2 separate regions of the Homo sapiens genome follow, and region 2 is linked to region 1. Evidence: chromatin loops called from intact Hi-C (ENCODE). Cell type or tissue: K562. All regions are shown on one strand. Links, peaks and the distances in the headings refer to the core of each region. The heading gives the core; the rest is flanking DNA. Region 1 has its middle 6.5 kb from the start of PNMA6A. Region 2 overlaps PNMA6F (PNMA family member 6F).

Region 1 (5,364 bases), core at 177-5,176:
GGCCTTTGCCATCCCTCCTTCCTCTGTGTGAGCCATCCAGGCCCAAGAACCTTCTGTGGCAGCAGCTTCCTCCTGCTCTTCCTCTCCCTCCTCCTCCTCCTCCTCCTATTCCTCCTCCTCCCCCTCCTCCTGCACCTCCTCCTCCTTCATGTCTCAGCTGAACTGTCCCCTCCTCCCATAGGCCCCCTCTGCTGGGACACACAAATCACGTGCCCTCGGTTTATATTCTTATTGGCGGCATCAGTACATGTGTCGGCACGTGAGAAATGCTGGTCTGAGTCTTTGCTTTTGGGTATCAGGGGCTCCCTCCCCAGGTGGCAAGCTAGAGCCCCAGAAGGTGGAGTGGACTTGCCTGTGTGTCTAGCCCATTTGCACTGCTATAGCAAAATACCTGAGACTGGGTAACTTGCAAAGAACAGAAATGTATTGCTCCCAATTCTGGGGGCTGGGAAGCTCAAAGTCAAGGCACTGGAGACTGGGAAACTTACAAAAGAACAGAAATTTCTTGTTCCCAATTCCGGAGGCTGGGAAGCCCAAGATCAAGGCACCAGTAGGTTCAGCATCTGGTGGGGGCTCAGTCTCTCCTTCCAAGATGGTGTCTTGTGCCTGCGTCCTCACATGGTCGTGGGGAGGGAACAGCAAAAAGGGGGCTTACCTAGTGCTTTCCAGCCTTTTACAAGGGACTCCTCTCATCCCCGAGGGCTCTGCCCCCATGGTCTCATTGCCTCCTAAAGGTCTCACCCCTTAACACTGCTGCGTTAGGGACTAACTTTCAACATGAATTTTGGCAGGGACACAACGTTCAAACCGTAGTACAGCGTTTCCTACCCTGAGATCCCCAGCACCTAGAACAGAGTGTGGCCCAGAGGAGGCTCTCGGTGCCTTCTTTCCAGCAAGTGCCTGAATCTGTCAGCCTGCTCCAGCCTGCCAGGGTACCGGGACCTTATCCTGAGGGCTGTGGGGAGCCCCGATGGGTTTGAAGCCAGGAGGTGGTGATGCTGAGACCGGCCGGCCAGACGTCTGGGGGAACTAATCAGCAGGATGGGAAGCCTGGAGCAGCGAGGGGGCTGCAGCCCAAGTCCAGGCCCCCCCGACCCCGGGGCTGGGCAAGGAGGGTCTAAGGGAAAGCAGAAGATACAGGCTCTAGAGAGGGAGAAGGCCCGGGGAGGGCTCAGGCAGGGTCCCGGGTTCCTTGTTGTGTGTGGACCGGGTGGAAGGCAGGACCCTTGTCTGACATGGGGATCATGCTGGCAGTTGTCTTTCCTCTTGCCTTTTGTGGAAAGAGGGGTGACGGGCATGGGGATGAGTTCCTGTGGCCGTGGTCACATTCAAGTGGCTCGTGTGACACCCAGGTAGACATTCGCTCTGCCCTCTTCCTCCCTCCCGCCAGCCTGCCACTCTCCATCTTCCCGTCCCTCCCCACCCTGCCCCGCAGCACCCAGCCCTGCCCTGTGGGCAGGCAGACTCCCTGGTAAAGGTAGAGGAATTGTATAGGTGGCCCCTGCTTGGTTTGGCTCCCAGAGGCTTCCATCTTTTTGGCTTGGTCCCCCTGATTGCCAGCAGAAGGCACTGCACAGAGCCAGCGTGCCCAGCAGATGTTGGACACCTGAAGGGATAAACACGGAAGCACTGTACTGTGAGGTGGCACTTGATTGGAGATGCTGCAATCAAGATTCACAGAAGGCTCTGGGTTGCTTGGTGACCAGACGCCTCCGTAGAGCACCTGCTGTAGTACTGGCTCTTGAGAAACAAGTCCCAAGGACAGCCAGCCTTGCTGAGTGCCTCCAACGCAGGCCGGGACGCAGAGGAGGTCTCCGTGTGTGTTTCTCCCCACCTGGTTGCCTCCCAGCTGGCTGACCTCGGACGTGTCCCTTACAGCCTCCACAGGTTGAGTGGGAGCATTGTCTGCTCTTGAACCAAGAAGGGCTTCTTTGCTGTGCACCACAATGTCCGAGGGCCCAGGCTCTGCACAGCCAACGGGGGCCCCCTTGTGTCCTCCAGGGAGAGCCTGGGGCTCCTCCCTACCGTCCTACCTCAGGCAGGGCCAAAGCTCCCCAGTCTGTGGCTTCGGGCCAGCTCCCCACCGGCCGCGGCCTGCTCTGACTGCTCAGAAGCTTCTTCCTCCAATGCCCTCTTTGATTCTGCTCCCGACGGCTCTCTGCCCTGCCCAGAGCCCACGACAGGTCCTTGGGCTGCCAGGCTAGCACCTGCCTCCTGCCATATGACCCTGCCATTCCCTGGCTGGCTGCCCCTACCTGGGGTGGGGGGAGCAGTACTTCCTCAGCTTCTGTCTGGCTGTGCCCCACCCACACACACACGGAAACACACACACACACACGCACGCACGCACGCACACGCACGCATGCACATGCACGTACAACCTGCCCTGCCCCTAGCCTGTCCTCCGCAGCCTCACAGGTGCAGGTGGCTCCTTCCCACCTAGCAGGGTTTTTCTGAGGGACAACCCGATGTGGCACGCCATGCTTCCCAGACTCAGGGTCCTGCTGGGCTGAATAAGTGTGAGCTTGTTCTGCGTTGGTCCTTGACACAGCTGGTTGCCTGTGGCACAGTCTTCAACTCATTGAAGTCAAGTCCCTCTGGAGGAGCGTTGGTGGGGCATTGGTTGTGGAGGCCGGTGGCAGTGGGCTGGGTGGTTCCATGGGGCTCAGGGTACAACTGCATTGGTGATCAGTCCTCTCTGCCTTGGTTTGGGATTGAAATGGCCTTCATAGCAAGCTCAGCCCGGTGCTTGCTCCCAGTGAGCTTGCCTGCAGCTAGATGCCATCAGCATCATTCCTCCCACAGCTGCCTTCCAGCTCCCTTCCTTCCTGTGTGTGCCACTGGCTCTTCCAACCCATGGGGCACACTCACTCTCCTCCCAAGGAGGCAGTGTCATCTGGGCATGGCTGGCCCTTTCTGCCAGGAGTCCAGGGATTCCTGTCAGAGGCCCCTGCTCCTGCTCTTTCTGCCCTCGAGCCTGCCGGCCCTCCTCACTTTGACTTTGGAGTTTGGATGGTGACTCAGCAGTCAACCAGCATTCAGGGGCAGGGCCACGGTTTCTGGGAGAGAAGCCTGCAGATGGCTGCACCCTGGTTCCAGGGACTCGTGTCCCTGTCCTCTCCTGGAGGACTCCGGGGTCCTGGCTTCCCAGGTGCTATGTGTGTTGAACGGTGTCTCATATCACATATCAGAGTGAATTTTGGGACCATGGTTGCCAAGGAAATATCAAGGTTTGGCTGGAGTTGGCCCCATAAGTGTTCTGTGCTGTGTTTCTCTGTTGCCTGCTTCCAAATTGCTCCGTGAAGTTCAGGCCATTCGTCTGTGTCCTTTTGGTTGGTTCTGTGGAAGATAGTTTCCTCGTTGGTCTAGTTAGCCACAAGAAAAAGATGCCCATGGTTTTCTCAAATCATGAGTTTGTGAGCACTGGGCAGTGATCAAGTTCCCTGGGGGATGCCACAATAAATTTTCCCTGTAGGCAAGACTTTAGGAGCAAACCAATAGGATAGCTCATAGTCATAGCTCACAGCAAGCAAGTTGCCTGCTTGAAGGATGGGCCTATGCTGTGAAAGTCTGTTGGAACTGAGCATATCAGGGTTCTCTAAATGGATAGAACTAATGGGATCTATATACATATATATATACACATATACATATATATATAAAAACTATATATACATATACATATATATAAACTATATATATATACACATATACATATATATATATATATGGGAGTTTATTAAGTGTTTATACTCCCATATATATATATGGGAGTTTATAACCATATATATATATATGGGAGTTTATTAAGTGTGTGTATATATATATATATATAATATATGTGGGAGTTTATTAAGTATTAACTTACACGATCACAAGATCCCACAATAGGCTGTCTGTAAGCTTGAGGAGCAAGGAGAGCCTGAGTCTCAAAACTGAAGAACTTGGAGTCCGATGTTTAAGGGCAGGAAGCATCCAGCATGGGAGAAAGATGCAGGCTGACAGGCTAGGCCAGTGTCTCTTTTCACATTTTTCTGCCTGCTTATATTCTAACCTCGATGGCAGCTGATTACATTGTGCCCACCCAGTTTAAGGGTGAGTCCGCCTTTCCCAGCCCACTGACTCAAATGTTAATCTCCTTTGGCAACACCCTCACAGACACACCCAGGAACAATACTTTATATTCTTCTATCCAATCAAGTTGACAGTATTAACCATCACACTGAGCTGGGCTGAACTGTGCCTCCTTGAGGACATACCACACTTTCTGGTAGAAATAAGGCTTTTAAGGGTGTCAGCTCAGAGGAGAGAAGGCAGCCAGCAGCACATGGCCTCCGGAAGATCCCAGGCCGTCCCTCTTGTGACACAATGTGACCCCATGGCCTGGAGTTTTGGATGGGGGGATGGGAAGAAGGTGAGTAGTGCTAGCTGACAAGAGCTACCTCTAGGGGCTTTTTGATGATCAGTCAAAACTCTAGTTTCCCAAGGGGAAGTGTGGCTCAAGACTGGAAAGAGACCCTGTCCAACAGAAATCTCCTTGTCTCCTGGCTCTGGTGTCTCTCCAACCTCAGCAGATGAGAGCACTCAGTAGTCCCTGGATTTAGCCAACATCTCGATCTCTGTAGCCACCTCTGGTGTATACGAATGCCCCCTCCAAGCTATCCCTAACACTGCTTCCTCGCTGACTTTTCTAGTTCACAGACATGAGCAGGTCATTCCTATCCTTCACAAATATCAGGGCAGTGGTCATTCCCTGAAGACCCAGGTGCCTTGCTGCACTTCTAGGGCAGAAGTCCAAAGTTGTTAGCAAAGTACTTAGCATTACAGACCCTTCGTGGCCCTGTCTGACCTCCCTATGGAGCTATTGTCTTCTCCTTGCCTCTCTGTCCATCACCCTGGGACCCAGCCACACTAACTTTCACTACAGCCTCCAAATATCTACAGATCATTCAACCCCATTCATCAAAGAGTGAGTGCCTTGGCTGTGGAGAGCTCACCAGGACTGCAAGTTTTGAGAGAAGGGAAACAAATGATGTAGGGCCAAAGATCAGCCCAGATATCAGCTTAGAAGCACTTACAGTCTATGGCAAAGCAAAGGAAGAATGCAAACAGCATGTGGCATTCTCACTGAGTTGTGCAATTGAATGCCACTGGGGTTTCTAGAATTTGCAGTCACTGTACAGAAGAGAAGGGAAATGAGCAAAGAAAGAGCTCCAGAGCACCTCACAAAGTTCCCACTGAGTCTTTGGCTGCATACTAAGTTCTGCTCAGATAGAGACACCACAAGGTTGAGCACAGAACACCTCCAAAGCTGTGAGCTGGACAATTGTCAAAGCTCACACAGTGTTCAGAGATGTTCAATTT
Region 2 (5,364 bases), core at 135-5,134, 250 kb before region 1:
CAGGAGGTGCAGGTGAGGAAGGAGGTACAGGTGAGGAAGGAGGTGCAGGTGAGGCAGGAGGCGCAGGTGAGGAAGGAGGTGAAGATGAGGCAGGAGCTGCAGGTGAGGCAGTAGGTGCAGGTGTGGTGGAGGCCTGGACCCAGTCATGGCGCCAGACCCTGCGGCCTCTGGTGAAAACTATGGCCTACCGGGAACTGAGACCCTTTTCCGGGAGGGAGCAGCCAGGCTGCGTGGAAGAGTCCTTTGAGAGCTGGTTGGAGGACGCCAAGGATATGCTGCAGCTGTGGTGCCACGCGTCGGAAAGGGAGAGAAGGAGGCGGCTGCTGGACAGCTTGGATGGCCTGGCCCTGGATATCGTGAGCGGCCTCCTGGAGGAAGATCCAGACTTCTCTGCGCAGGACTGCCTGACGGCGCTGGGGCAGGTGTTTAGGAGCCGGGATACATGGATGACCTCGCGGATGAAGTTCCTGACCTGCACGCAGGGGCCCCAGGAGGGGCTGTTTGCCTTCGTGGTGCGCCTGGAAGGCCTGCTGCAGAAGGCCGTGGAGAAGGGGGCGGTCCACCCAGCCATGGCCAACCACCTGCGACTGCGGCAGGTGCTGTCTCGGGCCCGCCCCAGCGAGGCACTCCAGGATACCCTGAGGAGGATGCAGCTGGAGAGGAGGCCACCTGACTTCCTGAGGCTGCTGCGGCTCATCCGGGACATGGAGGCGTGGGCAGCCTCCCTAGCAAGGAGCCAGCAGGGTGTGGCCTGGGCAGCGGCCCCAGTGGAGAGTGAAGACCCAGCTGCTGCCCAGGCCTCCCCGGCCCAGGGGGACGCCAGCGAGGCTGATCCCGGAGCAGAAGATGCTGATGAGGCTGCTTCCACCACCAAAGAGGCCGCCAGGGTTGCCCCTGCCACTGGGGAAGATGAAAATGCCCCTGCAGGCCTTGAAGGCCTAGGTCAGGGAAGGTCCCCCGACGCCCCTGGGGGCCTCCCAGCCAGGATGGGCAGTGCAGTCGACATGGCCCCAGGAGGTCCCAGCTGGGAGCCAGAGGGCCTTGTCCAGGTTGGAGGCCAGGAGGCTGAGGAGCCTCCCCAGGAGGGGCTCAAGCCCATCTTAGAGGAGTCAGAAAACGAGGATGAGGATGGGGCTGGGGAGGCGGGCAAGCCCAAGTCCCCCCCGGGCAAATAGGCTCTGAGGGCCCTGAGGGCTCCTCTCCTCTCAGGCAGCAGCACCCTGGAGGCAGACAGAGGCCAGGCCAGGGCCGGTCCCTCACCCCATGTTGGGAGCTGTGCCTCCCACCTCCCCTAATGGGTCCTGGCCACCACCACCAGCCCTTCCCAGTGACTCAGATGACCACGTTTGATACCAAATGGGGAGCTGGCCTGGAGGGAGCTCTGAGCGGCCAGCCTGAAGATGTCTGCCCCCCACCCCTTGTCCTGTGTTGGGAGAGATGGGGGAAAGAGGCCCTCTCAAGGGTGACAGCTGCCTACATGTCCCAAGAGGTGGCCCCCACTTGCCATCCCTGGGGCAGACTGCCCCCCGTTCCGGGAAGCCCACCCTCACCTCTGTAGGCCCCATAGTGACCCACGCGTCCGAACAGCAGACGCCCACTCACCCACCGCTAGCCATTGTTCCTACACAAAGTTGTATGCTGTGCGCCCATCGGTGCGGCTGCCTCTGGGCCTGGGGCACATGCTGTGAGCTTCCTGCTAGCCCAGGCTCTGCTAGCTGCTACCTGTCCCTTGTCGTGAGCACCACCTCTGCTTTCCTGGTGTAGATCTAGGCCAGGGGCTGCTTGTTCTCGTGGAGCTGTGTGTGTTCTTCTCTGAGCAGCTCCTCCCCGGAGGCCCCCAGCACAGTCCTGGGAGATGGTGGAAGGAGGCGCCAGGGCACGATGGACGCTCATCCTGTGACTGCTATGGTGAGCATGACCACGATGGTGCCCGTGACCATGATGGTGACCATGACTGTGTGAGGAAGAACCGGACCTGGGACAGAGCAGAGCTGCCCTGCCTGAGGCTCCCCGGGGAGCTTTGTGCTTTGGTGTTCTATTCCTGTTGTTACTTGTGACTCAGTTTCCTTGACTTGGGGGGGTGTTCCCTGCTGTGTTTTCAGTGTCCTGTGAGGGCTATAGGGCAGGGCCCTGCCCCAGCGGATGGGCTCGGGAGGGGGCTCCCTGAAGCCAGTGGACACTGCCAGAGTCCACCATCCTGGCAAGAGGCGGACCCTGGGGCCCTCAGGAAGGAGGGAGTTGGCAGCGGGGGCTGCAGCAGGAGTAGGAGCAGATGAGGCGTCTTGCCAGGAACCCCAGGAGGAGGGGGCCCGGGACCTGTGTGGGACCTGTGTCCTGTGGTGGCAATTTGCAGTTTCTCTCTGTGTTGTGATTCCCTTCTCTTCAATGGTTTCAGTACATGTTTCTCTTCAATAAACTTCATTCAGTGTTCCAGCCGGCCTCGCCTCTGCTCTGGGAGACTGGGGATGAGGTTTGCTGGGCATGGGGTTGGGTGGGGTGAGGGCCACAGTGGCCAGGCTGACACTGGGGTGTGTGCAGGGCAGGGTCCCTGAAGGCCTGTGGGGTTCTTTGGGCTGCATGGAGCCTGGCGACAGGATGTTGGTTTTCATGGGCAGTGGCTGATTGAATCCCCAGGGCAGCAATCCTCCTTGAGCACTGTGGCCAGAGGCGCAGTTCTTGATGGGGGCCTGAGGATCCTGGAACCCGCCCTCCTGAGCCCTCCTGGGACTGGCTCTCTCTCCCAACAGGCCAGGGAGCTCGCTACAAATGGAGGGTAGTCCTCGATCAGCCATTTAACTAACGCAGAGTCTGTGGGCGACAGAACTGGGACAAGTGATAGGCCCCTCCCTGCACATGTGTGGGGAGGGGACGGGATCATTGACTTGGACGTGGCGAGGGTCTCCCGGGGCTCACTCAGTCTGTGTCCACACACTTCCTCCGGCTGTTCTGGAGCACAGAGCCTCCGGCCATCCCCATGGCTCAGATGATAGCCAGGCTCCCCCAAAGCAGCCTCAGAGCCAATGCTGGGAATGGGTGGCTGCCCACCTGGGCTGAGGAATCCTGGATCTAGGCGACCTGTCTGCTTGAGCGGAGCTGCAGTCAGCAGGTCTGCAGGGCGGCAGGGGCCCTGGGAGACACTCGGCATACACAGGCCAGTGCAGGCATGGGAGGGGTAGTTTTGCGGGGCTGTCGGGGAGGGGCAGGGGGCGGCAGGTCTCTGGGGCTGGGCCTGCAGCCTCCTCGGCCTGAAGGTGCTTAACCGGTGTCTCAGGGACCCTTGTAGTGTGTCCCATCGGGGTGCCCTGCAGGCATGCCTGGGGCCCCCACTGTGTTCTGTTCTCCCTGCCTTCTTCAGGCTGGGCACAACCCCAGCATGTCCGTCCCTTGTGTCTCAGCAGGGCCAAGTCAACTGCTCACTTTCCAAGGGCCCCTCCAGATTTTGGGGACAGGGCAAGAGGAGAGGGCATAGAGCTTGGCTGACCTTGCCAGGGCCTGTCAGGGCTCCTTGGTTTTCCCTGTTCAGAGTGGACCTGTGTGTGCCGTGATTCCCGAGCAGGTGTGAGTGTGAGTGAGCGGGTGTGTTTGAGCGTGTGCGTGTGTGTGTCAGTGTGAGCATGTGCATGAGTTTCTGAGAATGTGTGTGAATCCAAGTGACAGCATGTGACTGCATCACTGAGCGTGTGTGAGTGGGAGGGTGTGGGGGAATGAGGCTGTGCCATTGAAGGTGAGCATGCATGTCGCTGAATGTGTGTGACACTGTGAGTGTGTCAGTGTGTGTCAGTGTGTGTGTGAGTTTGTGAGTCATTGTGCGTGCGTGCGCTGACTGCAAATGTGGGTGTGTCAATGAGCAGGCATGAATGCGTCATTCAATGTGTGTTTGTCACTCAATGTGTGTGCGCATGTGAGTGTGTCTGGAACATGAGTGTGTGAGTGAATGTGTGTGTGACTGTGTCAGTGGGCATGTGAGCACACAGGCTGGACAGTTGGGTTGTGAAACCCGGAAGGGATCTAGCCAGGGAGTCTGGAAGGAGGTACCGGGAGAAACCAGTTGCTTCCCCACCAGCCCAGAGCAAGGAGACTTTGTCGGGCCTGAAGGACGGGCCCCCCCGGGGGGCCACCTGTCCCCTTCATCCCAGCCAGGCCCTTGGTGCGTGCCAGCTGGCAGAGCTCCTACCATGCATTGTGTTTTGCTGCACAGTCCTCAACAAGTGCCCCTGAGGAGGGCGGCATGTGTGGCCTGGGGACAGAAAGGTCCATCAAGGTGCCTTCCTGGGTGCCCAAGGGCTGACCAAGCCCATCCAATAAGCAGCAGCCTCCTGGGCTCACAGAGGGCTTGAGCGGTGGATGAGGGAGCTGGATCAGAGCCCAATCATGGGGGTGAGGCTGAGCAGAGAGGACTCAGAGAAGTCCCGTCCTCAGGACTGTCCCGGAGTAGACAAGACTGAGAGGGGTCCCATCCTAAGGCCTGTCCCCTCAGCAGGGAGGACTGAGAGAGGTCCCGTCACCAGGCCTGTGCCTGATCAAAGTGGTCTGAGAGAGGTCTTGTTCTCAGGTCTTTCCCTCGAGCAGAGAGGAGTGAGAGAGGTCCTGTCCACAGGTATACCTCTGAGAAAATGAACTGAGACGGGTGCCATCATAAGACCTGTTCCTTAACGAGAGAGGACTGAGTTGGGTCTCTTGAGCAGACAGGCCTCTCTCCAAACCCTGAGCGGTGGGAACTGGGAAAGGTGCTGTCCTCAGCTCTGTCCCTGATCATAGAGAAATGGCAGAGGTCTCATTTTCAGGCCTGTTCCATGAGCAAAGAGGACTGAAAGAGGTCCCATACTCAGGTGTCCCCTGTGCAGAACAACAGAAATGTCTGACAGAGTACAACCCGCAGGTCTCTTTCTGATCAGAGAGGACTGAGAGAGGTCCCATCTTCTAGTCTGTCCCCTGAGCAAACAAAACTGAGAGGTCTCATCCTCAGGCGTCCCCTGAGCAGGAAGACTGAGAGGAGTCCTGTCCTCAGACCCATCCCTGGGCAGAGAGTCATAAGAGAGGTTCTGTCCACAGGCCCATCCTCTGTGTAAGAGGTCAGAGAGGGATCCCATCCTAAGGTCTGTCCCCTTAGCAGAGAAGACTGACAGCGGTCCTGTCCTCAGGCCTGACCCTGAGTAGAAAGCAGTGGGAGAGGTGTCCCCGGGCAGAGAAGACTGAGAGAGATGCTGTCTTCAGGTACCTGAGGCTTAGTGGGCAGAGAGAGGTCCTGTGCTGTGGCCTGTCTTCTGAGCACAGTCGACTGAGAGAGGTCCCATTCCCATATCTATCGTAGAGAAAAGAGGACTTAGAGGGGTCCTGTCCTCAGGCCTGTCCTTTGAGCAGAGA

What was found. Peaks named below come from ENCODE experiments on the same cell type or tissue, not always from the same donor. Only the 100,000 strongest peaks of a DNase experiment are listed, where the experiment ranks them.
Region 2: a loop joins it to region 1, with 12 times the contacts of the local background. A loop is called at or near these places in 5 of 110 quality-filtered maps.

The regions. Positions count from the first base shown.
Region 1 is chrX:153,063,256-153,068,619 of GRCh38, reverse strand. No RefSeq gene overlaps it. Among named protein-coding and RNA genes, the nearest start is that of PNMA6A, 6.5 kb to the left of the region's middle. In K562, for the core only: no CTCF peak of the experiment used is centred there; a DNase peak (open chromatin) is centred at 3,039.
Region 2 is chrX:153,314,749-153,320,112 of GRCh38, reverse strand. PNMA6F (PNMA family member 6F) reads left to right here. Exons shown (of 2, transcript NM_001354980.2): 2 at 1-2,433. The coding sequence ends at 1,175. Among named protein-coding and RNA genes, the nearest start is that of PNMA6F, 4.3 kb to the left of the region's middle. In K562, for the core only: no CTCF peak of the experiment used is centred there; no DNase peak of the experiment used is centred there.